Regions from separate parts of the Homo sapiens genome. Here regions 2, 3, 4, 5 and 6 are each linked to region 1. A link is a loop called in an ENCODE intact Hi-C map of the cell type or tissue named here. Cell type or tissue: heart right ventricle. All regions are shown on one strand. Links, peaks and the distances in the headings refer to the core of each region. The heading gives the core; the rest is flanking DNA. Region 1 overlaps CLIC5 (chloride intracellular channel 5). Region 2 has its middle 22 kb from the start of CLIC5. Region 3 has its middle 36 kb from the start of ENPP5. Region 4 has its middle 38 kb from the start of CLIC5. Region 5 holds the start of CLIC5 (chloride intracellular channel 5). Region 6 has its middle 40 kb from the start of ENPP4.

What was found. Peaks named below come from ENCODE experiments on the same cell type or tissue, not always from the same donor. Only the 100,000 strongest peaks of a DNase experiment are listed, where the experiment ranks them.
Region 2: it touches region 1 in a loop (2.9-fold over the local background); 6 of 110 quality-filtered maps call a loop at or near these places.
Region 3: a loop joins it to region 1, with 2.6 times the contacts of the local background. A loop is called at or near these places in 10 of 110 quality-filtered maps.
Region 4: it touches region 1 in a loop (2.4-fold over the local background); 11 of 110 quality-filtered maps call a loop at or near these places.
Region 5: it touches region 1 in a loop (2.9-fold over the local background); 31 of 110 quality-filtered maps call a loop at or near these places.
Region 6: a loop joins it to region 1, with 9 times the contacts of the local background. A loop is called at or near these places in 18 of 110 quality-filtered maps.

What each region holds. Positions count from the first base shown.
Region 1 is chr6:45,928,159-45,933,482 of GRCh38, reverse strand. All of the region lies in intron 4 of CLIC5 (chloride intracellular channel 5), which reads left to right. Among named protein-coding and RNA genes, the nearest start is that of CLIC5, 85 kb to the left of the region's middle. In heart right ventricle, for the core only: CTCF peaks have their summits at 2,674 and 2,880 (motif pointing left); a DNase peak (open chromatin) is centred at 2,842; H3K27ac peaks cover 4,596 bases.
Region 2 is chr6:46,035,252-46,040,575 of GRCh38, reverse strand. It overlaps a transcript of CLIC5 not described here. Among named protein-coding and RNA genes, the nearest start is that of CLIC5, 22 kb to the right of the region's middle. In heart right ventricle, for the core only: no CTCF peak of the experiment used is centred there; no DNase peak of the experiment used is centred there; H3K27ac peaks cover 2,981 bases.
Region 3 is chr6:46,204,164-46,209,487 of GRCh38, reverse strand. It overlaps the pseudogene ACTG1P9. Among named protein-coding and RNA genes, the nearest start is that of ENPP5, 36 kb to the right of the region's middle. In heart right ventricle, for the core only: a CTCF peak has its summit at 2,073 (motif pointing right); no DNase peak of the experiment used is centred there.
Region 4 is chr6:46,051,059-46,056,382 of GRCh38, reverse strand. It overlaps a transcript of CLIC5 not described here. Among named protein-coding and RNA genes, the nearest start is that of CLIC5, 38 kb to the right of the region's middle. In heart right ventricle, for the core only: no CTCF peak of the experiment used is centred there; a DNase peak (open chromatin) is centred at 2,592; H3K27ac peaks cover 3,495 bases.
Region 5 is chr6:46,013,558-46,018,881 of GRCh38, reverse strand. It overlaps CLIC5 (chloride intracellular channel 5), which reads left to right and starts at 3,022. Exons shown (of 6, transcript NM_016929.5): 1 at 3,022-3,402. The coding sequence starts at 3,340. It also overlaps the pseudogene RNU6-754P. RefSeq lists enhancers at 2,220-3,064, 3,065-3,909 and a silencer at 3,322-3,371. In heart right ventricle, for the core only: no CTCF peak of the experiment used is centred there; DNase peaks (open chromatin) are centred at 3,041, 3,666 and 4,222; H3K4me3 peaks cover 2,365 bases; H3K27ac peaks cover 3,163 bases.
Region 6 is chr6:46,087,189-46,092,512 of GRCh38, reverse strand. It overlaps a transcript of CLIC5 not described here. Among named protein-coding and RNA genes, the nearest start is that of ENPP4, 40 kb to the left of the region's middle. In heart right ventricle, for the core only: a CTCF peak has its summit at 2,221 (motif pointing left); a DNase peak (open chromatin) is centred at 2,198.

The sequences.
Region 1 (5,324 bases), core at 55-5,054:
TCATCAGTTGTAACTGCAGTGGCCATGTTTTCCAAACTGAAAATCAGATGCCTAACAAATTGCCTTCATTGAAAATAATCAAATTATAAGAAATTGGTACTGTCCCAGGAAATCCAGGACACATGTCCCCAGATGAAAAGCACCTGGTTAGGGCTAAGCCCTCTGCTTCTCCTTTCTCTCCAATCCAAGCTCAAACGTGGTTACCAGAGGGCGAGGGAGTGTACCCTAGTTCCCACCACCTCCTGGTTCCCAATTTGTTGCTGGAACAAAAAAGTGGCCATTAGCCACACAGGTCCCTGAGCAGTCTTGGTTCTGTTTCCAAATAAAGGCCAAGGTTTCCACCTCCCTAAGGCTCACATCAGAGGCTCCTCTTTCTGGAACCTGGAAGCTCCCTGGGCTTATTCTGGAAAAATTGATTGTCCCTGCCACATAGAATGGAAGAAGACTCTCGGGTTATTCTAGGAACCTCAGTGAGTTTATCTCAGAATTTGGATGATCATTCCCACTGAATGGGAACGTGATTGAAGGAGGACATTGTGGTTCTTATTAACACAATATCAATGACTGTCATCCTGCCTCTCTCATTTCCCTTCCTCATCTCCTAGAGCCCTCATATAAGGCAGCAGGGGCAAGCCAGCCACAGGTGCATTCCTCGCTCTTTCCTTGTCTTCTTGTTCCATTCAGGCCCGAATCTTCAAATTGCTCCTGTCTTCTCCTTCTAAGAGGTGCCACCTGCAGTGGGTCATGCTCCTGGCTGATGCTGCTAGAAAAAGAACTCATCTGTATCACTGGCGGTCTTTCTTTTCCTTCCAGGTTTTCATGGTTTGTGTCCCCAACAACTCATCCCTGTCCTCCCATCTTGCAGACTGCCTGGTGTGACCACACCGACAGACTGATTCCTGCAGCCGGCTCTGGTCCTCCCTACCCCGGGGGTCACAGTGCTTCCTTCCCTTCGCTCCCTTTTAATAAGATCTTAAGACTCTTAAAGTAAACGTATTAAGCAAGATCATCCTCATTTGATGTATAGAAAATTTAGGCTTACACACTTCAGCTCAACATTAGAAAGTTTACAATTAGGCCGGGCATGGTGGCTCACGCCTGTAATCCCAGCACTTTGGGAGGCCAAGGCAGGCCGATCACGAGGTCACGAGTTTGAGACCGTCCTGGCCAACATGGTGAAACCCCGTCTCTACTAAAAATACAAAAATTAGCTGGTCGTGGGGGCATGTGCCTATATCCCATCTACTTGAGAGGTTGAGGCAGGAGAATTACTTGAACCAGGGAGTTGTAGGTTGCAGTGAACCGAGATGGTGCCACTGCACTCCAGCCTGGCGACAGAATGAGACTCCGTCTAAAAAGAAAAAAGAAAAGAAACTTTAAAATTAAATCTGTAGAATGGACTGCCAGCAAAAGAAGTGAGTATCCCATCAACAGAAAGGACCAAAAAGAGGCTGGATCTTTGGAGGCAGGAACTGCCTAATCTAAGGTGTCATTGATTGTACGACACTATTATTTTAAATACTGGCTGGGCACAGTGGCACACACCTATAATCCCAGCACTTTGGGAGGCCGAGGTGGGCAGATCACTTGAGGTCAGGAGTTTGAGATCAGCCTGGCCAAATGGCAAAACCCAGTCTCTACTAAAACTACAAAAAAATTAGCCGAGCATGGTGGCGCACACCTGTAATTCCAGCTAGTTGGGAGGCTGAGGCAGGAGAACCACTTAAACCCGGGAGGCAGAGGTCGCAGTGAGCCAAGATCATGCCACTGCACTTTAGCCTGGGTGACAGAGCAAGATTCCATCTCAAAAACAAACAAACAAACAAACCTCTAAGAAACAACAACAAAATGCTATCACTTAAACAAAGTGTTTTCACTTAACCTCTCATATTTTGATTGTAAGACATTGCCTGATTTCACAGATGTTAAAGAGTGAAAAAAATGTGCACCTTAGACTTGAGACATAATAGTGGACTTTCACAGTCCTTTCCAGATCTAACCTTTTATTACTTCCTTGAGGCTATTCAGTGACATGTCAGACCCTCCTTTTGCTTGACCTTGAGCTGCCCTGTTGGAAAAAAAGTGAATCAAGTTCAACATTGCTTCTAAATTGCCCTGGGATAGCGATACTAGCTCCATTTCCAGTAAATAGCAACTCTGTTCTCTGTCCCTCTTGCCTGGAAACAGGTAGCTCTTCCTCATAAGTCAGGGCTTGGCAAACTTTCTCTATATAGGGTCAGATAGTAAATAGTTTAGGCTTTGCAAGCTACATAGCCTCTACCAGACTCTGCTCAATTCTGCTGCAGGAATCATAAAGCAGCCACAGATAATATGTAAACAAATAAATAGGGCTGTGTTCCAATAAAACATCATTCGTGGACACTGAAATTTGAATTTCACATCATTCTCACTTCATGAAATATTATTCTTCTTTTGACTTTTTTCCAACCATGCAAAAATGTAAAACACAAAACAATACTTAGCTTGAGGGCAGCATGAAAGTAGGCAGTGAACTGGATTTAGTCCTTGGACTGTAATTTGCTGACCTCAATCTTAGGCAGTCCGTGGCTACAATAGCAAGTTCTGTTAATTTCAGTATGCCTCAGCCTCCTCAACGGTAATATGGAGATTGTAATAGCACCCTCTCTTGAAGATTTGTCATGTTAATTAGATGAATTAATGCATATAAATCACTTAGGACAGTTCCTGGCACACAGTAGGCACCAATATGTGATAGCTATTGCTGCTGCTGTTGCTGCTGCTGCTATTAATTTCACAGTGCTCCCCCCGCCTCCATACCTAGTGTCCACCCTTTGGACTGGGCAGCCCAGCTTTCCCTGTAATGAGGAAGCATGTGCTGCCCTCTTCTGGCAGGCAGAGGAATCGTCGCCAGAGCCAGCTGATGTGATTTATTCAAGGCCTGTGGATTCGAAAGGGTCTTCCTATACAAAGATTCAGTTTTATCTAAGCCAAAGCTTAGACGGTTCAAACAAGGCTAGGTCTTCTTCAAGGCTCAAAGCCACCTTCCATTATCTGTCCCCCACACCAAGGGAAGGGCATGTCCACCAGGCCTGACGGATCTACCATAGGAGGTCCCTGGCTGCCCCTCCCAATGACAACTACCCCCAAATGCTTCTTTCTCCCTTTCCTCTTCTCCTTCTACAATCTCGAGTCTTTACATTTACGAACTTCCTTGACCTAAAATAAAAAAGTGCTTGAAAGGATTCAGAGCGGCCTGGGAGGGCTGTTAGCCTAGAACTAACAAGCCCCTTATTATCAAAGGCCCTGTGCTTTCCCCCAGGCGTCATGAAAGCCACTGCTGCTGGGGGGTAGGTGGGGAGGAGGGTGAGGGACAGTGAAGTGGGGCATTTTTTCCAGATTCCCAGGATGTGGTGAGCCACGTTTAAAAAAGAGTGTGTATATTTATTATTCCAAGCCACTTCAATCATAAGGCGCTTCATGCCTTCTCCCCTTCCTCCCTCCCAGCCCCCAGCCCCCGTGTCACAGTGGCCCTGTCTGGAGGGCCTGGCCATCCAGGGGATGGATGCGGCACCCCCCTTCTCATTCTGCCTTGTGCTCTGCCACAGGCCTGATGAGAAAGCTAAGGCCGTGTGTAAAAAGCAGCAGGAATGTGAAACCTAATTACCCTGTAGCATGCTCAGAAACAGAGTCACTTAGGTGGCCGTGGGGCTCCATGTCTACTCTGTTGGAAGCAGTTCTTTTGGAGGACAGTTGGGTCCCAGGAAGACCGCTGCAGAGGCCTGGGAGCCCCACGGTGGGCTGTTATCAGGCCATCTTGGTGAAGGCTCCTGGGTGGTCAGGCCGACCTCCACAGCAATGCGGATAACATGTGACCGTCTCACCACTTCCTCATAAAGCAGCCATTGCTGTCTCCTTTCAAAAACGCCTCTGGTCACAAAGGGACCCTTCAGGCTGCCTTCCTTGGCAACCCCTGTGTGCAAATAGCCAACTAGGGGTATTTTGTTTGTTGGTTTGTTGGGTTAAAGTTTTGCTTTGACTAGCATTCTTGTAAGGAAAAACAAATAACCTAGGCTCGGTGGGACCCACCTCGGAGGTCTGGTGGGCTCTGCACTTGCATGTCCTCGTCTCCTCCCTCATGGAGGGTCCTTGGGGCTGAGGGCAGGAGGGAGAGGAGTGGGCAAATGCTTCCTCTGGTCCCTCCCATGAGCTGCCTGAGGGATTCCTCCAGAGGGTCTTTGATTTGGTTCATTATTGAGGTGGATGCTTCCAATTTATAATTTAACAAATCTTGCTCCTGAAACGAATCCTTGGGCAGTTGTAAGGAAGGCGGTTGGTGGTGGCGTGGCCTGTTGAATGGGGCAGGCATGGGGAGAAGGGGGTGGGGAGAGCTGGGCCCTGCGTGGGTGGGCGCATTCATTAGTGGAATTTTGCTGTGTGGGCTCCTGGACTGGAGTAGAGCGGAGACCACCAACACCATTCCATGTGGTGGAATTTCCCGCTGTCTGACCAGAATGAGTTCTCCTGGCCTGGCCTGGATGCAGATCAAGACCTGGGGAATAAAGGAACGTTAAATAACTGATTTGCACATGAGTTAAATGTTCTTTCACCTCTTCCTACCGTTACCTCATCCTATGCAACCAACACCTCTTGTCTTTGTGCAGTCTACACATAGGAACCAAATACGTTTCTCAATCTCTCTCTCTCTACACACACACACACACACACACACACACTTATGCACTTCGTGTGTGTTCTGATGTTCTTATGTACTGGCAAAGGCCATCACATACCTCCTTAGACAGGCTCATTTCAATTAATCTAAAAGAAAGTGCTTACATGCAAAATTATATTCATGATGGGACACAATATATTCATGATGGGACACAATATCCCACTAAGCACAGGATATGCAGACCACAGAAGTACAATAGTGTGTCCATGGGTGTGTGTGTCTACATTTCATTGTGTGTGTGTAGGTTGAAAGTATCACAGTTGGTTTATACAATTACTACATTCATAACCCCTTGTCTGTGGTTAGGACGTAGCTTTGAGGAAACTTTTTCCAAGTTTCTGCTGACCTTTAGGGGAGAATATCTCTGGATAAGTTAACCTGTAGAACAGATTCCCTCATTTTTGGTAGAGCTGGGGCTGAAAATGACAAGATGTGAAATCCAGGTGGTGCACTGAACCTTCTAGCAAAAGCTTCAGCATTTCTCAGCTTTTAAACATCTTTTGCTACCAACTAGTGTTGCAAAGACATAAGAACTAAAACCAGGGATTAAATCTAGTCTGGTATTCTGACTTTATCAGCAGTTTAGAGAGGGTAATTTGTTGGGAAAAAG
Region 2 (5,324 bases), core at 229-5,228, 110 kb before region 1:
ACCATCAGCATCATTATCACCTTTATCAATGCAACCTCTACCACATCACCATCATCATTCACCACCATCATCATCATCAAGCCCACTACCAACAATGCCAGCGCCATTACTTTCACCACCACCACTATTACTGTGTTCCGCTACCATTACCACCACCTGTACTACTATCTGTACCACCACCAAGCCTCATCCACCATCATTCCCATCACCTCCACCAATGCCATCACCATGATCAGCTATTATCACCATTATTAACACTATGAGCAACAAATCAAATACTACCAATCGCGTTGTCTTCAACAACACCACCAACAAACAACAGTGTCATCACATGCTACCGTCACCATCATTTTCACCACCACCATTACCAGCACTAGTACCATCATCATTATCTTCCACCACCACTATTGCTGCCTACCATTAACGGAAACATTCAATATGTGCCAGATACTGTACTGAATGGTTTATTTACATTAATCATTTTATCCTCACACTAATCCTTTAAGTATAATAGCTGTATGCTACTGATTAGAAAATGGATGCTGAGAGGTTGGGACCCTGAATCAAAGACACAGCTAAAAAGTGGCAAGGCAGGATCCATATCTACATCTATCTGATTCCAAAGCTCATTGTCTGAATTGCCAGGGTTTACAGTTACTTAACTGATATGCTGTGGTGTTTTAAAGGTTTTTTGTTTACATCTCTTTAGTTGCTATTGAGACTGAACATTTTTCCATGTGCTGATTTATTGTCTGCATTTCCTTATGTGTATGCCCTCCATTTATTTCCTATGATCTCATTTTGAAGAAAAGCTGAATACTGACCTTAATTAGATGAATTCTCTGTTCATTTCTTAAGAGTAGAGCTTCCTTTTTAACATTTATAACTTACAATTTTTTAACTTCCTTACAATCCCTTTTGTTTTTTATTCCAACATATCTGTTTTATTTATAATTATATCTCAGCAAATCAGAAATGTTTTTTCTTCTTTAATTGAAAATAATATGCTTATTTTATTCGTTTTCTTTTTATGTTTATTTTATGCTTATGTTTATTTTGCTTTGACCAAAATTTATTATAATATATAATATGAGGAATGAATCTAATGCCGTCTCTGCACCATGACCTGATTGTCCTCTGTATTAAATACTGATCACTTCTTGCCTATGTATATCTGGTTTTTTTAATGTAATAAGTTCTTATTATGGTCTAAATTTACTTTGGAAATATCTATTGTCTCCACCCATCTTTTTCCTGCTTTTAACTGAATGTCATGATGTTTTGGTAATTGTCACATATTTTAAAATCCAGAAGGTAAATACCAATCCCTTTAGAAAAAATAAATTTAGTATATTTTCCCTCATGTTATTCTGGAAGAATCTTAAAATCAGTGTTTCAGATTTTATAGAATATACTATGGAGATTTTAATTATTATTGTAAGAACAGAGAGTTTTGTTATCTTCAGAATATTTGGCTTTCTATGCATGAATGAGTTATAATTCTTCATTTATAAATAGTATTCTTTTATTCCTATAAGATTGTATCCTTTTAAAATAAGTTTCTTATTGAGAGCTAAATTCTTATGTATGCATTTAATGATATTCTTATCTCCATAGTACATAGATGTTACATCATCATAAGTTATTCATCACCTTAATACCAGGATACAAGTAATTTTAGTGAATTTATCTTTTCCCAACTCATCTGCTTTTGCTCTAACTACAACATCTAGGAAGATAAATAGTTCAGATGCTGTAGCAATTTTCTCTGTTACTTGAAAACAATATCTAAATTAGTATAAACTAGGAAATCTTCTGAAAGCCATAATGTTTCAGAAAGGCATGTCCCCAGATGAACCAATCTGGGAAAGAGAGTGCTAGAGAGAATCTCCAGACACGTGGGTTTTCATTAATGTAGATTAAGTCTGGCTGAGCCCACTAGAACTGACTGAATTTTTCTAAAACTGTTGACATGAAGTAGGGTTTTTATGCCAGTAAACTTCCCTTTCTTAAGTTCTCTCCTTTTCTTTTTCACTCTCATTTCCATTGTTCATGGCTCTTACATGTTGACTTTAGCAGAGTAACAGTGAAGAATGGTGTAAGCTGGAAAATCATCCAAGAGAAGGGCCTCTGGGAAGTCAACCTAATGCAGGCCTGGGTTGTCCCCTTTCTCCCAAGGACAGAGCACAACTAAGGGGATCATGGGGCATGAGGACCCACCTGGGTGGGAAGCACCTCTCTGAAAGGCAGGGCCATTCAGTCTAAAGCCTAGATTTTGTAGTTAGAGTTCAAAATCCATTCATTTATACAACAAATATTATTCAGCCATGCAGTCTGCTAACTGACTGGACAAAACATCTATCTGTGCTTCATTTTTTTTTCATTTATGAAAGTGAAAGGAAAAAATGAAGGCATAGGATCAAGTGAGCTCCTGGGTCCCTTCTACTTGAGAATTAGTATATCTAATACTGAAGAATAGCTACCAGAGGGACTGGGCCAATGAGCTCTACCAGATAATAAGCCAGTATTAGTGAGTCCTATGAATACAAAAAGTCCCACTGAGGCCAATCCCAGGCTCTATCTGAAGGCCTAGGTCTCATCCTCTTTCCCTGAGGCTTATTGTCACTTGCCTAATCTTCTCAATGTAATTGTATTATCTTCCACCCACACAGCAAAATGTCTTTTGGTGAATCCCTACCTGTAACCAAATACCAATCCTTCCTGTGATTCTGTAGTTATTCAGCCCCCTTGTACCTTCAGTTAGCCCGCAATTACCACTTCCCTGGTGCACACCCAAGATAGGTAAGGAATGAATGAATATTCATCCTTGGGCAAATCATCTAACTTCTCCAATTCATGGTTTCCTTATCAATGAATAGTGCTACTGATACTTAATTGGAATTATTGTCCTCAGCATTAAATGACACCTGATTCAAAATAGGGTGCCCAACACATAAAAATTTTACCCATATTATCTTACTTCATACCCAAATAATTCTGTAAGATAATTAGGACAGGTGATATTGCCATCATCTTGGGGCAAAAGGAAATCAGGAAGTTTAAGTGACATGTATCAAGTTTCAAGGTAACTTGGTTCAGCAAACCAAGGAAGCTCTCTGACATTGGTGCCATTCTTTAGGTGATCCATTCACTTATTTATTTATTCATTCCTTTGTTCTTCCATTAATTTATTACTGAGCATAGTCTTTTGGCCCCCTCTCTCAGCCCTTTCCACCCAACAATACAACTGAAGCAATCTGCTCCTTCAAGCTGACTGAGCATGCCATTCAGTGGATAAATTGTGACCAAAAGATTGTAATTTTGATTTTGGAACCAAATCAAGGTTTGGACACAGATATACAAAAGAGCTCTTTAGCATGTTGTAAGTAAAGGGGGAAAAATGAATAATCATTCACCGGCCAGAATGACAGTGATGTCCTTCTTATGATGAAGGTCCTTGGATATGCATGAAGGAAGCAAAAGAAATGACACATGGCATCTGTATGAAAAATATGAAGACCTTTGGTTGAATATGGGTTGTTAAACTAAGGATGAAAAAAAAATGGGGGAAGGTATTTTTTTCTTGCTTGTTCTTCTGGAAGAATCTCAAAATTGGTGTTTCAACTTTTATAGACTATACTAAGGAGACTTTAATTATCTTATTTTAAATTTTTAAGTAAGGAGATAGAGAATTTGGAGTGCAGTGATTCTTAAGAACAAGACTTCCCTTATTATTTTTGAAACAAGCTATCACAATTCTTATACTACAAAACATATAAAGTATGGAAACTACAAACCCTTTGGAATCTACCAGCAAAACATTTGATACTATAAAATGCCACTGAATTCATTCAATAGGTATTCATTATTCCACAAATACTGAGCACATTTCCAGCACTATGTATACACTGTGAATAAATACAAATAACTGTAAGATGTGGTCCTATTCTCAAAGACTTTGCAGTCGGCCTGGCGCAGTGGCTCACGCCTGTAATCCCAGCACTTTGGGAGGCCGAGGCAGGCGGAACACGAGGTCAGGAGAAGGAGACCATTCTGGCTAACATGGTGAAACCCCGTCTCTACTGAAAATACAAAAAATTAGCTGGGCGTGGTGGCAGGCGCCTGTAGTCCCAGCTACTCGGGAGGCTGAGGCAGGAGAATGGTGTGAACCTGGGAGGCAGAGCTTGCAGTGAACCGAGACCGCGCCAACTGCACTCCAGCCTGGGCGGCAGAATGAGACTCCGTCTCAAAAAAAAAAAAAAAAAAAAAGACCTTGCAGTCTAGGTGGGGAGACAAGACAAGAATGAAAGGAAAACTAATAATAAAACACAATTTGGGATTAAACAAAAGGGGTAAAATAAATAAACTGCCAAATAATAAATAGTTGCCAAATGAAACAATAGGAGCGATCCTGAGTTTGAAAGATCGTTAAGAGAAGGCCTCCAAGCAAGGTGGGATTTGAGAATTTGAGCACAAGTAAGGTGCAGGGGAGGCCCTTTGGGTGGGGAGGAGTCATTAAAAACCAACTCTGGGCAGGGCATGCTTGCTCACGCCTGTAATCCCAGCACTTTGGGAGGCCGAGGCAGGCAGATCACAAGGTGAAGAGATTGAGACCATCCTGGCCAACATGGTGAAACCCCATCTCTACTAAAAATACAAAAAAATTAGCTGGGTGTGGTGGCACGCACCTGTAGTCCCAGCTACTTGGGAGGCTGAGGCAGGAGAATCAGTTGAACCTAGGAGGCAGAGGTTGCAGTGAGCTGAGATCGCACCACTGCACTCCAGCCTGGTGACAGAGGGAGAATCCATCTTAAAAAAAAAAAGAAAATAAAAGAAAAAAGAAAACCACCAGCTCTGGCTGCAACACAGCCCTGGGTCTGCTCAGTGTCCCAGTCAAACTATTGTCCTTTAGAGTAAGTTGAGCAATTGTACAAATCATTAATTACTCAGCCCAAATGACCAAAGTGAGAGCCCAGAGGAGATGCAGACTGTGTGCAGTTTTGATGTGAGTCTCTGTTAGATTTTCAGACACAATTCTGCAAGATTCAATATCCAGAGGCAAACAAACCAACACAACAGTAGAGATGGAGCCAGTGATAGGGAAGTTCAGGCAGAGTTATGTGTTTAAAAGGCATTGAGGCATCGGACAATAGCCAGGGAGTCATTAAACAATATATTTGTTTAAACAATACACCCTGAAACAAATGACTCACCTTGTTATTTAGTCAAAAAGCTATTTACTGAAAGAAAAATAGTTTCTGCTCTCTTAGTTTCTTTTTTCTTCCTCTAATATTACTCAGTGGCTTGAAAACTTCTGCTATCTT
Region 3 (5,324 bases), core at 112-5,111, 280 kb before region 1:
CAACAAGGATTATCCAGCCCCAAATATTAGTAGCGTTGAGATTAGTAAAACCTTGTTTAGAGGCTTTTCTCAAATGTCTTAGTGTCCTTGATTCCTTGCTTATATTTTAGGGAAACACTGAAAAGTGTGATTGGATTGATTGTGTGATTATGAGTGGAGCTTGTTGACTGAATTTCATGGTGGGTTGATCTGGATATGCAGTTTCACTGTGGGACTTCTAACTCTATGTTTATAGCTTTTCTCTTTGGCTAATCAGTTTATTCAGAGAAGAGGCATTCAATCTCCTGCCTGGAGAGTTTAAGTCTAGTGGCCAATATTCTAGGAGCTTACAGAAAAGGGAGCCACCCAGTACGTAGAGTGTCTTCAGTACAGTCTCATACCCACCTCAGCTGTAGCTGGCATCCCTGGTACCCAATTCTTCCTAGTTTGGTATCTCCAGGGAATCTGGCCTCTAGTCATCTTCTCAGGTGGAAAGGGGATGGGAGAGTGATCTAGGATTCTAGTTGCCTTTTATTCTCTATGTCAAACAATCTATTTTTAGTCCTACCTTCACCCCACTTTCAGAGTTACCTGGCACCTAAAATTACTGAGCTTCTTTCCTTTGCATCATCCCCCTGGGTTGCCTCCTGAGGAGGCTGATGCAAAGAAACCTGGTTAGATTTCAGCTGTCTCTAATCTGTGAAGTAAGCAACAAACTTTCTTCAGCGTTCTAGCTTCCAAAATGTTGTTGCAATTCTTCCTGTCCTTGTGGGCTTATAACATTCTTCCTTTTTCTAACAAGGTTTTGAAGGGAGTAAAAATAAACTATGAGTTTAATTGACCATGTGCAGCCAGAAATCTGAATGACTTTCTTTCATAGTCATTTTCTTCACTAGAAATATCATTGATTATCCCCTAGACTGCCTGAGGACTCAGAGTCCTCTTGAAAGAAACATTCTACTTCATACTCATTCATACCCTCTCATCTCAATGTATGAAAATTGAATTCATACAATTCCTGAAAAGAGACTTGCAGTTCTTCTCTCAATGGGATGTGTCACAATAAGAAATGTGTCAGAGATGAGACAAGCAAATGTAGCCAGAGATGAGACAAGCAAATGTAGATGTTATATCTCTATCAGTTTCCCATAAATGGTAACAGTGCTGGGAGAAAGTTTTCTAACAGCCTATACTTTTCTCAAGGCCTTACAGGTGACATCCTTTAGAACAGTAATCTACCCTGGCCTACAGAAGTACGTTATCTATTTTGTTGTTTTGTTACAACTCATAATCCCTAGATAGCTCTCATTCAGGCCTTTGGCTAGACCACGGCTATCTACTGGTAGTGCCAAGGCAACATGTTGAAAAGATAACATCAAGGAAAAGAAACCAGAGAAAAGTTAGCATCTAGCTCTGTTCACTTAAGGAATATCAACTAATATTTCTATTAACTATTTTGTTCCCTGTGTTGTCCTTTACATGAATTTTTCCTCAGTTAAACCTCAAGACCATCTCATAAAGTTGATTCTTATTAGTATTTCTTCATTTTTAAGATGAGGAAGCCTAGATGAGCAAAAGTTAAATAAATAGCTTAAAGCTTCAATGTCAGGTAGTCTGAGTCCAGAGCCTACAGTTTTCAACACTGCACTGCACCCCACATTTGGACAAGAAGAAAGGGTAGAGTGGCCATAGCTACAGCCAGCCTGTACATTGTCATCGTGCCTCAGGGTTTATAAAATTCTGTCACCCATGTTGTAGTATTTGAACTCATTTAACACCACAGGAAGCTAGCTAATGTCAAGAGTGAAGTACCCTACACCAGAGAGCTTGGCAGAAATAAAACAAAGAGTGAAATCTCCGGGAGGCTGAAAAGAGTGCTTAGGCATTGCTGTTCACTCCTGTCCTTGTATGAGCCTTAGCCCTGCTGTGTCTGTTACCAGCACAGTGATTTCCACCATAGCACACAGTCTCAGTCTCGGTTTGTGTGGAACATTGTTTCTGTTCCTGGAACAGTGGGCAGATCTTGCCAGGAGTGGCGTGCTCAGGTAAGTTGAGTTGAGATCCTTGCTGGCTCTCCTTGCCATGCTTTGTTTCTGAAATTGTACAGTGGATGGCAGCATTGGGATCCTTGATTCATAGATCCACAGGCAGAAAGAAACATGAGAAATACTAGAGCTCAGTGTCCTATGCTCAGACAGGGCTGTATCAGACCTATTCAGGCCCAGAGATAGCTAACCTACCAGTCATAAATACTGGAGGAAAATCTTAACAAAATAACTGAGGTGTAAAAATGCAGATGTGTAAAATGTGGGTCACTTTTTTTTTTGGAGACACGGTCTCACTCTGTTACCCAGGCTGGAGTGCAGAGGCTCACTGCAGCCTCAATCTCCTGGGCTCAGGTGATCCTCCCACCTCAGCCTCCCAAGTAGCTGGGACCACAGGTGCATGCCACTGTGCCTGGCTAATTTTTGTATTTTTTGTACAGAGGGTTTCACCATATTGCCCAGGCTGGTCTTGAACTCCTGGGCTCAAGCGATGTGCCTACCTCAGCCTCCCATAGTGCTAGGATCAAGATTAAGGAGTGACTGGGCAAGTCCAAGCAGCTAGCCAGCCTTGGGTTCTGCAGGTATGGCTGTGATTTTATGCCATTGGTTCTGGTGGTCGTCTTCTACAGGTTAAATATCAATAGGGACAATTCTGGGTCCTATGGCTGTCTAAGGACAACAGCAAAGATTCAAGGAATCTCTGGTGGTTGTCAGCCCAATTCAGGAAGATCAGGTCAGGGGGATTCTAAGAACATGGAAACCCCCCATCCCCTTCTCTGCTTCTGGGGACAGGTTGTCTGTCATTACCCACTGGGCCTTTCCTTCCCTGCCCTTTTTTCCTCTCTCTTTCCTGTACCCTTGAAGATAAAAATTGGAGTCTGCTTTTTAAGATAAAAGTTGGAGGACTTTTCCAACCCTGACAGACTGGTAGGACAGAAACAACTGGTTCAGGAGCCCTTGCCAGCCTCTAGAGAAATCCCAGAACACACAGCCCTGGCACATTAATACCCTGCACAGATCAGAGACTGCTGGCCACGCAGACTCACAAAGCCACAGACTTGTCTTCCACAAGCACATTCTTACCTCAGCCACGAAGTGACCAAGCCATGTGTACTAAGGGGTGAAATCAAAGATATGTACAGGGTATTAAACAAATACCAAGGGCAACAGTTATCTGGAATACAAAGTCAAAATCAGCAACAAGTTCTATGCTCCAGTGCTGATATCAGATACAAGCTTCAAGGACAGTTTCTTTTCAAAGGCTTATTCCAGTATCGTGAGGCTAGCATGAGGTATATGCATTTGCCAGGGGCAAATTTATACTTCTGAATTAACCCATGCAGCAAATGCTATGCATCTGCTCGCAGTCCATTTGCGGTGGATGATGGAGGGGCCCGACTCGTTGTACTCCTGCTTGCTAATCCACATCTGCTGGAAGGTGGACAGTGAGGCCAGGATGGAGCCACCGATCCACACAAAGTACTTGCACTCTGGGGGCACGATATCTTGATCTTCATGGTGCTGGATGCCAGGGCAGTGATCTCCTTCTGCATCCTATTGGGGATGCCAGGGTACATGGTGGTGACGCCAGACAGCACTGTGTTGGCGTACAGGTCTTTGGGGATGTCCATATCACACTTCATGATGGAGTTGAAGGTACTTTCATGGATGCCACAGGATTCCATGCCCAGGAAGGAAGGCTGGAACAGTGCCTCGGACACCGGAACCGCTCATTGCTAATAATGATGGCCTGGCTGTCAGGCAGCTCGTAGCTCTTCTCCAGGGAGGAGGAGGATGCAGCAGTGGCCATCTCCTACTCGAAGTCCAGAGCGACATAGCATAGCTTCTCCTTGATGTTGCGCACGATTTTCCACTTGGCCATGGTGTTGAAGCTATAGCTGCGCTAGGTAGGGATCTTCATGAGGTAGTCAGTAAGGTCCTGGCCAGCCAGGTCCAGATGCAAGATGGTGTGAGGGAGGGTGTGGCGCTCGTAGATGGGCACTGTGTGGGTGACCCCATCTCCAGAGTCCATGACAATGCCAGTGGTGCAACCAGAGCTGTGGAGGGTCAGCACGGCCTGAATGGCCACGTACATGGCCTGGGTGTTGAAGGTCTTAAACATGATCTGAGTCATCTTCTCCCTATTGGCCCTGGGGTTTAGCGGGGCCTCGGTCAGCAGCACCACCTGCTCCTCCAGGGCCACGCACAGCTCGTTGTAGAAAACATGGTGCCAGATCTTCTCCATGTCGTCCCAGTTTGTGACGATGCCATGCTTGATGGGGTACTTCAGGGTCAGGATGCCGCACTTGCTCTGGGCCTGGTCGCCCACGTAGGAGTCCTTCTGGCCCATGCCCACCATCACGCCCTGGTGCCGGGGGTGCCCGATGATGGAGGGGAATATGGCTCGGAGGGCATTGTCCCAGCAAAGCTGCTTTTCACATGCCGGAGCCATTGTCAATGAAGAGCGCGGGGATCTCTTCTTCCATTGCCACTGGCAGAGGAGCACGCAGCAGCGGGAGGACATGGTGCACGTGCTGGTGGTGACGACTGAGCATCTTTATAAATCTTATCATAAAACTGAAAAATATTTTATACAACACTACATAAAAACTTTCTACCTCTTATGGAAAAAAAAAATGCCTCATTACCTGATCTGTTCTCAGCGATTTCCTCCATCTCAGAGCATCAGAGAGAAGAGACCATCGTTCATTCATTCAACAAACATTTATTGAGGGTCTACTATGTGCCTGTGCCAGGCACTGTAACAGGCCTTGGAAAGATAAGACAGCTCAGTGAAAAACACAGCCCAAGTCCCTGCCCTTACTGAGCTTACATTTTATAGGCATTTAGTGGTTAGGAAATACTACAGACTGAATTATATCCACCTCCAACCCCAAATTCATATGTTGAAGCCATAACCCCCAATGGGACTATATGTGGAGACAGGGCCTTTTGGTAGGTAATTAATGCTAAATGGGGTCATAAGGGTGGGGCCTTAACCCAGTAGAACTGGTGTCCTTATAAGAAGAGGAAGAGGCTGGGTGCTGGTGGCTCACACCTGTAATCCCAGCACTTTGGGAGGCTGAGGTGGACAGATCGCAATGTCAGGAGATCAAGACCATCCTGGCTAACACGGTGAAACGCTGTCTCTACTAAAAATACAAAAAATTTACCAGACATGGTCGTGGGCACCTGTAGTCCCAGCTACTAGGGAGGCAGAGGCAGGAGAATGGTGTGAACCCAGGAGGCAGAGGTTGTAGTGAGCTGAGATCACGCCACTGCACTCCAGCCTGGGTGACA
Region 4 (5,324 bases), core at 117-5,116, 120 kb before region 1:
GGCTGCCTCTGCAAGGAGGGGAAATTTATTCTACATTATTTGTCCAGAAGGGGAACTTTTTCCCAATTCTGAGCCCAGAATTCAAGAGGGCTAAGTATGGAGCCCTGAGGAACACCAACATTTAAGCAACAGGGAAAGAAGACCCCTCAAAAAACACCATACAAGAGGGGTGGGCAGACAGGGCTCATATCTAAGCACTACCCCTTTCTAGTTTGATGATCTTAGTCAAATTACTTTCCTTCTCTGTGCCTCAGTTTTTACTATTTTTTACATTGAGGTAAAAATATACATAACGTAAAATTTAACATCTGCACCATTTTTAAGTGTACAGTTCAGTGGCATCAAATGTACTCAGACTGTTGTGCTACAATCACTACCATACACTCAGAGAACTTTTGTTTTGCACAATTCAAAGGCTGTACCTATTAAACAGTCACTCCCCATTCACCTCTTCCCATAGCCCCAGCCAATAACCACTTTACTTTCTGTCTCTGTGTTTGGCTACTCTAGGTACCTCATACAAAGGGCATCATACAGTAAGTTTCACCATGTTTTAAATGAGAAGACAACACCTTCCTTGTAAGAGTTGTAATCCTCAGATGGACTGTGAGGATTCCAGCTGAACACTTCACATCTCACACATGCCTAGCACAGAGAGGCACTCAGTAAAGGACAGCCACCAGCTCCCATGTGTGAGAGATGCGGTGCAAGATGCTTATGGGAGACATGAGGGGGAAAAAGACACTGTTCTTGCCTTCACAGGTCTTCAGCTCAGAAAGATTTTGTATTTACAAGTAACTATTATTAAATCAAAAAGTGAAATTTTTCAAAAGAAAAGTACTGATGGCCTGGCGCGGTGGCTCACGCCTGTAATCCCAGCACTTTGGGAGGCCGAGGCGGGCAGATCACCTGAGGTCAGGAGTTCCACACCAGCCTGGCCAACATGGCAAAACCCCATCTCTACTAAAAGTACAAAAATTAGCCGGGCTTGGTGGTTCACGCCTGTTTTCCCAGCACTTTGGGAGGCTGAAGTGGGCAGATCACCTGAGGTCTGGAGTTCCAAGCCAGCCTGGCCAACGTGGTGAAACACCGTCTCTACTAAAAATAGAAAAATTAGCCAGGCATGTTGGTGGGCACCTGTAATTCCAGCTACTCAGGAGGCTGAGGTGTGAGAATTACTTGAACCTGGAAGGCGGAGGTTTCAGTGAGCTGAGATGGCGCCACTGCACTCCAGCCTGGGTGACAAGAGCGAGACTCTGTCTCAAAAAAAGAAAGAAAGAAAGAAAGAAAAGAACTGACAATGTTCTTCGGGAATTTAGAAGATGAGATTGTCAATGGCTAAGAAAATCAGAGAAAAGTTTACAGAAAAGGGAACATCTCTTTGAAAGGTTTGGCCCAAATGGTAATAGCAAAAAAGGACCCTTTGTGAAGACAGACTGCATACACCAAAACATTGCACTGGTCATCTCAGGCTGCCATGACAAAACCACACAGACTGCATGGCTGAAGCAACAGAAACTTATTTTTTCACGGTTCTGGATAAAAGTTCACCATCAATGTGCCAGCATGATCAGTTTCTGGTGAAGACTTTCCTCCTGGCTTGCAGACAGCCACCGTCTTGCTGTATCTCCACATGGAAATGAAAGAGAAAGCTCTCTGGTTCTCTTCTTAAAAGGATAGTAAACCTATTGGATCAGGCCCCCGCCCTATGGCCTCATTCAGCCTTAATTACTTCCTTAGAGGCCCCAACTCCAAATATAGCCATAATAGTGGTTAGGGATTCAACATATGAATTTGTTGTCAGGGGTGTGGGGGAGACACAAATAGTCTATAAAAGGCATCGAGGTGGGAAATCATCACTCGTTTATAGGGAACATTCAATAATATTTGGATGATGCATAAGGGGGTTGAAAGTGGAGGAGCTGGAGAAATGAAATTATACCCAGGGATTAGCTTGGATCACAGGAGGCCTTTGAGTAGCAGCTAAGACTTTTAGAGTGTGTTTGGTCTGTGGCAGGGAGAATCTGAGGGTTTTAAACAGGGACTTTGCAAGGTCAGAAGTGTGCTTTGGGAAGATGGTTTTGGCAGTGGTGGGTTTTATAGCCAGTCTTGTTCTCATTGCCTTGGAGCAGAGAAGGAAGGGCAAGTGCTGGCAGATTAGATACCTGCCAGAATATCCCAACTAGATCTTTCAGGTTGCTTTCCTGAATGCCAGTCGGTCCCTCGTTTGACTGGCTGTGAAGGAACACACAAGTCTGGGGTACTCTTGTGAAAAATCATTTTGAGGGCAAACATCCCCCAGCCTACCCCCACCTGGAGCTTCCCAAGCATCAATTCCAAAGCAAAACAGGCTTCTTTATCTCAGTCAAAGGTTTTGAATAGGAACTGACCAAATGAATGATCCACTGGTCAAAATAACTTTGGACAGTTTCTTGCTGACTGCTGAGCACACAGCAAAGCTACCTGATCTTGCATTTCATGATATGGTATCTAGTTCTCAGAGGTTGTAAATGGTCAAATCTCAATTACAGGGCTCTTCAGGGCAACACTGCAGAGAGGAATGCCTCTCCCCAGGGTAAAGTTCTCGTCAAACTCCTTAGGCAATTGGTCCCAGCAGCCACTGCGACAACAACTAAAAATAGCCATAGTATAAAACCCCAGCTTCCAGGAAAGCTGAGAGGAAATAGTTTGCTAAGAAGCACAGACTGTGATAAAGCATTGCCTGGTGTTTTCCAACACATCATGGGACGTGATGAGTTCCCAGAAATCATTAATACCGACCTCAACGATTAAAGTACATTTACTGGGTGGGAGGGAAGGCCACTTTCTAAATTATAAGCAACTTCAGAGATCATCTAGCAGCACTGTTCAGTATAGGCCTGAGCAATATGAGGTTGTGCACATCACTCTTCCACCTACATACTTTCATCCTTTTATTCATTTAGCAAGTGTTAACTGGGCACGGCTCAATTCCTCACTCCGTTCTGCTCAAACATCCTCCTCACCATCTAATATAGCACCTCTGAATTTCTGTTTCCTTATTCTCCTGTTTTCTTTATATCACTGGCATTGTGCTTTATTTATTGGTTGTCCATCTGCCCTACCAGCCTGTCACCCAGCTCCAGGGGCAGGACTTTGCCTGTTTGCGGTCTGTCACGGAATGATTATACTGAATGCATATGTGTATCAGGCCCTGCCCTCCAGTGTCTCTCCTCTCTCTCTCTCTGCAACTCCTATTAGTTGGAGGTTGACCCTTCTGTATTTGGCCTCTGTCTCTAGTCATTTCTCTCATATTTTTATTTGCTTTTTTGCTCAATGATTTCAGAGGCTTTCCTTATTTCTAGCTCTTCTATTAAATTTTTCATTTTTAGCAGTTATGTTCTTAATTTTTAATAACTCTGATCTTATTCTCTGATTGTTCCTTTTCCAAAGTGTCCTGTACTACATCATAAGGGCCGAGTGGCAGGGGAGGCCAAGTCAATCATCATTCCTTTGGGGTGATCAGGGAATGGATCTCCAGATGCCAGAAAGAGAAAGTCTTTACCCTGGCACCTCCACACCGAGACTGGAAGCACAAGCTCTCCCCACACCCTCAAATGGCTGCCTGTGGAGGGAACTTTCCATGTAGAGGCCACAGGTAAAAGGCTCCCAGTGCACTGCACAGAGCTGGGATGTGGGAGTTGGCTGCTGTCTGGCAAAGTTGTTCTAGGATAGAATTTCACTGACTCCCTCCAATGGAGTCCCATATCATACCTCCCACCCACTGTGGGATGGGCCAACTCCAAGCTGACAGCTTCTCTAGGGTCCTGGAAAAGAACAGGGCCCCCACCTCCTCTGTACCTACCTTAGGGTTTATTCTGAGCTATAATATTTTCTGTACTCTATTATCTCTCAACATTTTCCTACCTATCTTCTCTCTTCCAGAAGTTTGTCAACAACCCTTGTCATTGGTGACACTGTCTTATTTTCTTAACTGTTGTAAGATTGTTCCTTTTCCTACTTCTCTACTCTTATTTCAGCAGGATCTCAGGATAATCTGCAGACAGTAATATTTCAATCATTGTGCATGAGCAAAGGGTTCTAAATACAGCTTGGGAGCTGGTGAATGTGAAGTGTGTAAACAGGACCCTTTACTGCAAGGCTTTTCAGCACTTCAATTTGCAAACAAGAATAGGTCCTGCAAATCTCAAAGAGGGGGTGTGGTATGAAGCATTTCTCAATTATTTGACCACAAGAATTTCTTCTTTTTTTTTTTTTCAGGGAAATCTCATCATTTTTGTGTTCCAAGAAATATACTATGGAAAATACTAGACTAATTTATCAGTGTCATGCTAGCCCTGGGAGTGCAAAACAGTAGACATTAACAATGTTTGCTGAATGCAGGTGCAAAAGGAGGCTGAGTCAATGGGTCCTAAATACCACTCACACCCAAGTAACAGATTTACTTTGTGGAGATGATGGTTTATCTCAGATAGTCAGTGCAGTGGAAAGAACACCCAGGCTGAATTCAGACTAACATAATAGCTGGGTGCCATTAGGCAAATTGAATTATTTGAGCCCCAATTTCCATATCTGTGATATGGGAATAATATCTGCTTTTTTTATTTTATGAGGTAGTTTTGAGCATCAAAAGATAAAATATATGAGATGGTATTTTATAAAATGTAAAGCACTAAACAAATACAAGGAATTATTATTATTGTGAAACTCAGTTGCCATGTCACAGCAGTTAGAACGTGAAAGGGAAAAGACATTTGAGCATTCTCTAACCATATCATGTGGCTGGTTGCCCAGTCATCCTAAACTTAGAGATTGCCCCAACTGCAGAATCACAGGGAAAAACACAGAAAAAAAAGGAGAGAAACCCTAACCGTCTTATGGATTGCACGTAGAGCTAAATCAAGACTTTATCCTCACTTTACAAGTGAAGACTTGAGCTAGAGAAACAAGAGACTCAGCAATCTTTATCTGGAAAGGACCTTAGATGTCATTTGAACCAACTTACTTGTTTTAGATGCATAGAAACTGGCCCAGAGAGGTTAAGTAATTTGCCCCCCATCACACTGAGATAATTGTGCTAGCAAGCAGGTCTCCAAGTTCCTGGCCAACATAACTCAACTCAACAAATGTTTATGGAGAGTGGAGTACCATTGCCCCAAGGGCCAGGGCATACACAAGTGGGAGCCTCAATTTCTATCCTGAAGGAGCTTACAAGTGCAAGAGAGGAAAGAGTGACAGTAAACACTAGAGAAGGGCTGATAATTTAAGACTGGGTTGTTCAGTTATGTTCTAAGAGTTCAGAGATGGGGGCCACTGTTGATGAC
Region 5 (5,324 bases), core at 72-5,071, 85 kb before region 1:
ATGTTATAGTTTTCACTTTCAACAGTCATACAAAAATATGAATGTCACACAGATTTGCATGTCACCCTTTCATTGGAGCCATGCCAATCTTCTCTGTATGGTTTCCATTTTAGAATATGTGCTGCCAAAGTGAGCACTAAATGTGTTTTTAAAGTACTTTCCTGGTAAAAATTTATTCAAAACTTGCACCACATTTGTGAAACTATGGGCTGGAATTAGACATATAGTGTTTTTCTCCAGACAAAGCTAGAATTGACTCTAACCAATTATTCTTTAACATTAAAGGGTACAAAGTAAAGTCCTTTTATCTTGAGCTAAGGCATAATATGAAATTGAAAATGGAAAATATGCACAGAAATAGTTTATGACCAAAGAAGAATTATTTTTTTTGCAGCATGAAGCTTTATAATATCAAAACTATAAGTTATCTGCAGGGATGTCCAAATGGGAGATATTTCCTATAAAATGTTATTGAAAGAGATCTGTCCAAATTTACAATAGCAGTAGATATTTGGAGAAGATAAAATGAAAGTTAACTCTGATAGGTTTGGGATTAAGGAAAGAGAAGTCATACCACACATTGTTTAGATCATAGCCAAGGAAATGATCGAAAATACGTGTAACACATTTTTCATTAAAACAAAAAACAAAAAACCAAAACCCTCGAAGACATTTTATGCATATAATTTTATTTGCTACTGCCACATTGCCATTAAGAATATTGCCTACACTTCAGTGCAGGGATGTTCTGAGTCTGTGCATCATGCAGCGAAGGCACCAGTCTCCCTCTGTAACCTTGGTCCTTCCCTAAAGTATGTAGTCATTGGTGCAGAATGTACAGCTGTGAAGGTGACTGTTTCTCTAAAGGCTTTGGTGATGTAAGCCTGAAGCCAAGCAGGAGGAAAGCAATTAAACATCACCTTGATTAAGTTATAATGTACCAAGAGAGTTGCACGTTGGGCTTGGTGACTGCTTTCTTCAGGAAGGAGGAATTTGCACTGAGAGTCTGTGGGGACACAGCCTGCCATAAAGGGTAGTGAGGACATCTTTCCCTTTTCTTTGCCTATCAGATGCCTGACCTTTCAGGAAGGTTCAGCTAAAGTGCCTTTTGCTCCATGAAGCCTTTTCCTCTCCTCACCCCAACCATGGTAAATAGTATCTTTACGTGACAGCTTGTATAGCTCCTTCATCTTCCCAATTCATGTGGCAGCCTTAGTTTTCATTTCATGTAACTATTATTCTGAAAGGGATTTTGATCTCTGTTAAGACCGTTAAAACCATGCCTTTGTTTCCTCAAAGTGTGCACTTCCATAGTGTGCACTAAGAAAAGCAGTTTGTAGAGCAGTTGAGAGGACAGGCTCAAGTCTGTCTGGGTTTAAATCCTGACTTCACCATTTCCTAGCTGAATGACTAGGGATAAGTTACTTAAATACTTCATGTCTCAGTTTCCCCACTTGTAAAATTGGGATCATTATACTATTTGTAAATATTATACAAGTTCACACATGTAAAGTGCTCAACATTTTTGCCTAGCACATAATAAGTATTATTACTTATTTTTTTATTAAGCGATAAATTTTTTAATAAAGCTATTAAACAAATACATGTTTTTAGTAAGGAAGGACATAGCACAAACAGGATTAATTAAAGAGAAGGCAAAGAAGACAAAGAGAATTCCACCAGATTCTGGTGCAAAACATTCAATAATTATTTTTTAAAGAACTGAAGGGTGGGAATGTCTGTTGGTGCAACCACTTTAGAAAACCTATGGCAGTGTTTACACAAGGAGAGCATTCTTATACACTACAACTCAGCAAGTCCACTCCTAAGTATACATCCAAGAGAAAAGTGTCTGTGAATCCAACCAAAAGATGTTTGATAGAGAGAATGTTCGTGACAGAGTAGTCATGATAGTCACCTGCACAAATGTCCATTGACAGAAGAATGAATAAGTAAGTGTGTCGGTGAAAATGGATGATACACAACTACACATAGCACAATGGATGAATCTCACAAACATAGTAATGAGCGAAAGAAGCCAGACACCAACATTCCAGGCAAAAAGATCCTATGCTGCTACAAGCCAGAATAATGGTTACCCTGGGACAGTGGAGACGGGAGAAAAGATGTGGAGAGGAGAGAGCAGGAGGAGCTTCTAGGGCTGTGGCTAACATTTTATTCTTCATCTGGCGCTCGTTACATGGGTGGGTTGGATTGTGAAAATTCATTGAGGCATACACCTAAGATATGTGCATCTTTTCTGTGTTTGCATCCTACTTCACTAAAACAACCAGAAGAGAACGGGAATGAAGTAAGATCAGAAAATAAAGGAAGAAATAGAAAGAAAATGAAAGAAGGGAGAAGAAAAATAAACAAACCCAGAAGGCTGAAAGGCATGGAAGCCGCACCTGACCGGGTTGACTCACCCCTCTGCCCCAGGAGCCACCCCTGCCCTGCCCTGCCCGTCCCCAGCACCCTACTCTCCTTTTGCTTAGCCCAAGGATGGCAAATGCCCCTTTTGGTGGGGGTTCTGAGCATCACTAAGACAGGAAGGGCTTTCCAAGTGGGTAAGGCTGGTAGTGGAGTAACTCGGAGGAGCTGACGCTTTATTAAAGAAACAGAAGACTTGAGAGCCATCTCCTCTCTTCCTTCCCCTTCCCCTTTCCCCTTCCTCTTCCCCTTCCCCTTTCCCCTTCCTCTTCCCCTTCCCCTTTCCCCTTCCTCTTCCCCTTCCCCTTTCCCCTTCCTCTTCCCCTTCCCCTTTCCCCTTCCTCTTCCCCTTCCCCTTCTCCTCGACTCTTTCTGCCTTCGCCTCATTATCCGCCCCCAGGACATCCTCTTGGCCTTGGTGGCTTTGCCAGGACCAGCTCTGTCTCCGCCTCCTGCCCTGCGGGGTCTTGGGGCGGGGGGCCGTGGCCCGGCCCAGGCCCGAGCTGCCGGGGTGTCCCCGCCGCGTCCCCGCCCGGCTGACCCCGCCCTGCAGCCGCCGGCTATTTTGGGCGCGTTGGCGGCGGCGGGATCGCTGACAGTCGCGGATCCTGTGACACCTCCGGGCAGCCCGGCACTTGTTGCTCCCACGACCTGTTGTCATTCCCTTAACCCGGCTTTCCCCGTGGCCCCCCGCCTCCTCCCGGCTTCGCTCCTTTTCATGTGAGCATCTGGGACACTGATCTCTCAGACCCCGCTGCTCGGGCTGGAGAATAGATGGTTTTGTGAAAAATTAAACACCGCCCTGAAGAGGAGCCCCGCTGGGCAGCGGCAGGAGCGCAGAGTGCTGGCCCAGGTGCTGCAGAGGTGGCGCCTCCCCGGCCCGGGACGGTAGCCCCGGGCGCCAACGGCATGACAGACTCGGCGACAGCTAACGGGGACGACAGGGACCCCGAGATCGAGCTCTTTGTGAAGGTAGGTCGGGGTCCAGTCTCCCGCCGCACCTGCCGCGCCTCCCGCCGGGCTCACCCACCAGGGCTCGGGGTGCGCTGGACTCCGGACCCTCCCAGGAGGGCGGCGCGGAGCCCTGTGCTCCCCCGTGGCCTTTCCGCAGGCCAGCGCCCCGCTGCGAGGCTCCTGGGCGGAATGGAGGAAGGCAGGTTCCGGCAGGTGGCCGTCTTCTCGGAGAGTTGATCCGCAGTTTGTCCACCCCCGTCCCCGCCTCCGCTGTCACCGCTGCGAGTCCGAGTCCAGAGCCCAGCCCGGACGCGATTCAGGCTGGTCCTGAAAGACGTCTCCAGGTGTCGGGATGCGGCAGAAACCTGGCTGGACCCGTGAACCTTTCCTTTAAAACGGGAGGAGGGGGAGGAATGGGAGAGAAACGTTATTGACACAATGATCTTTGGCAAAGCGAAAATGACATTTCTTAAAATTCTCTTTCTCTCTTTCGCTCAGAGATCCTAAAATAAAAGCCAAGGAGACAAAAGTGTTTTCTTGCTTGGTGACTTGCAAAGCAGAAAACAAGCACTCCATTCTCCGACGTTATTATTTTTGTCATAATCATGATTTTTCAAGGCAGTATCAAGGAAATGTTAGGCGTTTGGTAGTAGGGAGAGCCTCCCGTTCAACCTGATGCAGACAGGGATGAAGGAGCACAGTGCAAATTAAATGAAGTCACCTTGCTCCTTGGACAGAAACTGCCTAATGTCAGAGCTGCTGTACTTTATTTGCAACCTGTAGGAGGAAGGATGGAGGCGAGGCTGCGGCGGCGTTTCCCGGTCCGCCGGTGTAAGGAGAAAGAAACATTTGATCAGCCCTTGGTGCCGACGCTGCAGAAGTAGGGAAACCTGAGGCTGCGGGAGAGTAGCCTCCAGGGCTGAGCAGAAACAGTCGCCAGGACTTGGGGGAGGGGAAGTCGGGGACTGCCTGGGCGCCAAGACCTTTCACAAAGGGGGAAAACTCTCTCAGTGCAAAGTTTCCCTAGAAATATGCAGATCGCTGAGAAGGGAAGAGTCACTGGTGCCTGTCAGGGGCCTCCTGGCAGAATTTAAAAGGCATAAATATTCCCTGGAATTGGGAAAATGTTATTTTGCCCAAAAGATCCTTCTCTACAAGCTAATTAAATAGATGTTTGCAAAAAGTATGAGATCTACATAAACCTTGATAACAATCTGTGGTCTTTGGTACTTTCTGACTCTTAAAATGTGACTTACTTTACACTTGGTACGTGATCTGTCTCCGTTGTCCCAGCCTACCACAAAGGTTTGTTAAATTTCTTCTGCTGGGTTTTACATTCTTTGTGTTTATTTTTCAAGCTTACACCTGACATTTAGTGACACTTGCTTTCTTCAGCCTGTTCTCTTCCCACTGTGGCCCCTGTGTGCTCCTTTGGTTTCTGGGACTCCCCCCACCCCCACCCCAGGCTGGATTTCCAGGTCCTTTGGCAGACCCAGGTAATAAAGGAGGTCATTTCTCGTCTGATGCTGGGTAGTGTTGGACCTTAGGGCAGCAAGGGGGTGTTCTGAACCCCAGCATCCAGGCCTGGGCCCTAGGGGTGAATAGGGAGAGCTTTAACAAAGCGATGAGTCTTGCTGCTCTCCTTGAAGAAAGCGATTCTAGGACTTACTCAGATTCCTTGAGAGTGGTAGTTTCAAGGTGTCAAGTTTCTGAAAGATATTTGAAACACAAATAGGTTCTTTAGAACCAAAGGAGCCCTTTGCCCCACTCCTAGGTGTGGAGACCGATTCTACCTGCACCTTTGGAATTTTCTTGTTGGCAGTGTTGGAGAGTCTCTCCATTTATATAAAAACCTTACTGCACAATTTGCAGCGTTCCCCAAATAATTCTAAAATGACTGTGTTGTCATTTGTTTTTTCCCTAAAGGAAATCAATGAGAG
Region 6 (5,324 bases), core at 227-5,226, 160 kb before region 1:
GGATACTTTATTACTTAGGTAGAATCAGGGCAGGAATAAAACACATTTTAGGTTAGTCTGTAGATTGACTCTAGAAAAATAAACATTAAAGAGAAAAAAATAATAATCATGAGGAAGACTTGAGAAAACCTGCAAAATACTTTTGTAATTGGCATTGTTTAAAAATGCTTATCTTGTTCTTGTTTCTCTAGCAAGTCTCAGAAGACACCATTAGAATTTAATAATCATTTCCTGTAGGAAACTGAGTTATTATAGTGTGAAAACGTGGGTTTTGGATTCAAATACTCTTGGATTCAGGTCTGGCTTCTCTGCTTATTGTCTGCCTGACCTTGGACAAATCAATTTACCCAAAACTCAATTTCCTCAGGTGTACAATAGAAAAATGAATTGCGTATAGAGTAGTTGTGAAGATTGAATGTTCTTCACAAGCTCCTAAGAGTTGTTATCACCTCACACCGGCTAGAATGGCTATCATCAAAAAGAGGAAAGATAACAAGTGTTGGTGAGGATGAGGAGAAAAGGGGACGCTTGCCCACTGTTGGTAGGAATGTCAATTAGTACAGCCATATTGAGAACAGTATGGAGGTTCCTAAAAATATTAAAAATAGAACTACCATAAGGTCCAGTAATTCCTCTACTGGCTATATATCTAAAGGATATAAAATCAGTATGTCAAAAATATATCTGCACTCTCATGCTTATTGAGGCATTATTCACAATACCTAAGATATGGAATTAACCTCTGTCCAACAACAGATGAATGGATAAAGAAAATGTGACATATATACACAATGGAATTATATTTGGCATTTTTTGGTATGAACATGGCTCACTGCAGCCTCGACCTCCTGGGCTCAAGCAATCCTCCCTCCTCAACCTCCCAAGTAGCTGGGACCACAGGCATGCACTGCCATATCCAGTTAATTTTTATTTTTTAATCTTTGCAGAGATGGGGTCTTTCCCTGTTGCCCAGGGTGGTCTTCAACTGAGCTCAGGTAATCCTCCTGCCTTAGACTCCCAAAGTGCTGGGATTACAGGCATGAGCCACCATGCTAAGCCCTGTTTAGCCTTTAAAAAAAAGGAAATCCTGTCATTTGCAACCACATGGATGAAACTGGAGGACATTATGTTAAGTGAAATAAGCCAGGACAGAAAAACAAATACTACCACATGATCTCACTTATATGTGGAGTGTAAAACAGTGAAACTCATAGAAACTGAGAGTAACATGGTGGTGGCAAGAGGTTGGTGGGTTAGGGGACTTGGGAGATGTTGGTCAAAGATGCAAAATTTGAGTTAGACAGGAGGGATAAGTTCAAGAGACATATTGTACCCATCTAGTACTACAATACATGTGTTAAAATACCTTAAACAAATTAAATTCAGTAGAGCTTAATCGCTCAAAGAAGATGTGTGAATCAGGCAGCATCCCCAACCAGAATAGGTTCAGAGCAACTTCGCGCTGCCATGTGGTTGGAGAGGATTTACAGACAGAAAAAGGAAAGTGACCTCCAGAAAATGGAGGTGAGGTACCTAAACAGCTGGATTGATAACAGCTTGTTGTTTGCCTTATTTGATCACAAGTTTGAAGAGTTGCCCATCTTTGGCCAAAACTTGCTGATTGTTGCAAGAGTAGGTTACAGTCTGTTTACACACCACATTAGGTTACATTTCACTATGTACAGAGAAACCTTTAGGCTGAACCTAAAACATGTAAGAAGTCAGCTTTAGGTTAAACTTAATTTAATGCATTGTATATTTGAAAATTTCTAAAAGAATAGATTTTAAGTGTTCTCATTGCACAGGCAAAAAATAAGTATGTGAGTTAATACGTATGTTAAGTGGCTTGATTTGACTATTCCACAATGTATACACATATTAAGGCATCGTGTTGTGCATCATAAGTATATACAATTTTTACTTGTCAATCTAAACATTTTTTAAAAATTAAATGTGGGTTGTTAAATGAACTGTAAAAAATAAGTAAAAGGCGAATTGAGCTCCAAACTAAAGTGACACATAGATCAAATATTTTTAACATAAGTTTAGAATTTGAGGCATTTTATCTTCAAAGCAAAATAATTGGGAAGTGGAAAAAAAAAAAAAACCCATCAAGTTGACGAATCTATGAACTAGCTCTGACCTAGACCTAAACAAACTCAGCTCTGGAGGAGGCGTTGGGGTCGGAGCCGAAAGCAGGCAACAGTGCCACCTGGTGGATTATACATGCAGAAAAACATTCAGAGTTTTCAAATCCTGAAGGTGATTTCACACCTGATCCCTTCTTGGATATTTCAAGTTTTTACCTTTGATATAAAACGTGTTCATTTTTATTGTATTATCTGCCATCAGCTTCAATTATAGACATCTGGTATTTTTCTAACTCTACAGACCTACTTTTTTATAGAGCATATATTTCGTTTTTTGTTGTCGTTTTTAAGTAATGGAAGCAAATTTTAGTGCTAGAAGTTTAGTGTCAGCTGTTGGGGGACATGCACCCTAATCTTATTACAAACAGCAGAAAGCAGCCTGGCTTACTGCATTCCTGTGCAAATCACGAAAAATACTGTCTGTTAATGTCTTTTGAAGGTGGCAATTACTGCAAAATGTAATCATCAAGATTTAGAGTAACTATCAGCGTCGTTAAAAGAAAATATGTCCCAAAATGTATAATAATAAATGGAATACAAAGCAGAACTAAGTTCCATTAATATGCTCACATGTTGAAATTACTCATGTTACCCGTACATTATTTTTTCCCCTCCAGAATCTTCATTGTGAACTCATAAGAAAGTTGATGTGGCTTAGTTGTGGGAGAAGGGGAGGAAACAGTCACTGAACACACCTGTGTAATCTGCCAGGCTTCAAGATTTTACATATTGTATGTCATTTAATCTTTCTACCCACAATAAAGAAAAGGATTTGTGTCACCCGATAGCAAATTCTACCCCTCCCACATGGGCATGCGAGGTGTGAGTATCCAGGCAGGGAAAGTGGAATGAATCACAGTGATAGTTAACATTTCTGAGAGTTCATGGACCCTCCTGAAATCGTCTGGCCACAAACATTATTGCATAGGGTTCTAGAATGTTCCTTAACCTCCTGAAGCATGTTACCTTCATTTTTACAAATAAGAAAATGAAGACTGGGAAAATTTAGATGATTGTGCCCAAGGTCACCTGCATAAGCAAGCAGTAGAGGCAGCATTTACACTGAGATCTGTTTGGCACCAAAGTTTTTCTTACTCCATGTTGCATTTTGCTAAAACAATATGCAGTTCATTCTCCCTTCATCTTCATGACTTCTGTTAAACAATAAATACTTCACTAAAACCTTGATGGTTGCTTTTTCTAGTGCCACAATTCTGTAATTTGCCTTCTTTGTCCCCTACTTCTACCCACTCCTTACCCAAATGTAAACCAACACCAAAATAGAATTTAAATATGCATAGATCAATTGAGTACAGTATCTATTAATAGGTAAATTTAAAGGAAAATTAGACAAAATCTTAAGGCACCATGCAAAACATTAAGTGAGCCCTTCCCTGCTGCAAGCATTAATTACCCTTTGTGCTTTGTAAAGTCACCATATCACAGCCTGGGAAGTGCATAGGGACAAGAATGAGAGAAGATGTTCTTATTTATTACCTGATTTGTTGGGACGATCACTTGTTCAAGCAAAATCCTCTGCCTTTTAAAAAGTCATTTGGCTCAAAAATAAAGAAAGATATCTTTGAATCTTCTAAATCAACAAATGAGATTAGCTAGTATTTGAGTATTTACCATTTGAAAATATTTGCTGGTCTTGTATAAATGCTTAAATTTAATGTATACACATTATATAATGTCTTCTTTCTTTTTAAAAAAGAATAAAAATGTACATGATTTCAATTTTAAAAATATAGATACTTATGGGTAGAAAAGGAGTTAGAGAATGTTAACATAATTATCTTTGGGTAGTGGAAATGCAGATTATTTTTCTTATCTTTTTCTATAGTAAACATAAACTATCTTCATAATCAGAAAGAAATCTTCTTGATATAAAATACATACATCTTTGACACTACACAGGAATCCAAGAAATTCAAAATGACAGCTGTGTATATATTTCAAGCTAAATGTGTGTTTCTTGTGGAGTACTATAAAACTGAAGTATGAAGGGACAGATAATTTGGGGCATGTGTCCCCATACCAGTGAAATTATAGGAGTCAAGTGGTATTTCCAAAGCCTTAAGTACTTTCTTTATCTTTCCTGGATGGTTCAGAGTAACAATTTTTATAATATATACTATATTGAGAAGTATATATTATACAGTGTCACACACACACACACACACACACACACACACACAGAAAGAGAGCGAGAGAGTACGCTGATAGAGTTTGCTTTGGTTTTATAATATAAGACCAAACTTCCCAGATGTCTTTGGAGAAGAAAATCCCTAAATGATAAAATCCCAAAACCCTTCAAATCACAAAATAAAACTGTCAAAGGTAGAGAAACATAATTAAAAAGAACCTGGGGTGAGAAAGCTCAATGGACTCAAATTGGCCATAGCAGAAAGCACATTTCCTTTAGGCAGAATGATAGTGATGACAAATATGCAGCTCGTTTATTCTTCATTAGTTATTTAGTACACTTAGCATTAACACCAGTTCCTTCGAAACTCATCAAAATGTAGCATTGTCTTTATCTGCAACACCCTGACTCAGAGGATGCCCACTCTCTCTTTCCCTCTTTGAAGTTGGCTATCTGGGCTCCTCAGTATTTGGATATCAGGTATCAGCAGGTTCATCTGCTTTGAGATGTTTCTCTTCTATACTGGAGGTTCTAGAGAAGTGTTAGAGAGCTACTAAAGTGGTCAGACAAGGAGGATTTGGTCATGATGGAGTCCGCAGAGAGGGGATGAGAAGGGAAGAAACTAGACCCACCGTGAATAAGGAAGGACTTGGGCCAGGTGAAGGTCATTTCTGAGAGTCAGGTGCTGGGGTTGGGTCCCAACCTAAGTAAGATGACAGTGCCAGGGCAGAGCAGTAGGGGCAGGGAGAGGATGAAGCAGGGGAAGCCCTGCCTCAAAGCTTGAGGGTATTTAGTTCATCCTATCATATTGTTTTGGTGTAATGGTGGTGTTTGGGTGCTCAATTTCTTTATTAAGTTTATTTAAATAAACCTATCAAACAAGATGGTTTCAGTGAAGAAGATTCCATCTGTCTCAGTTTTGCAATATTTAATGTCCCCTTTTGTGTTTTCCTTCCTCATCTCCTCTAAGTAATAAAACAACATAGATGAATTTTACCCAAGCTCCTCTAGGACCTCTTCCAGAT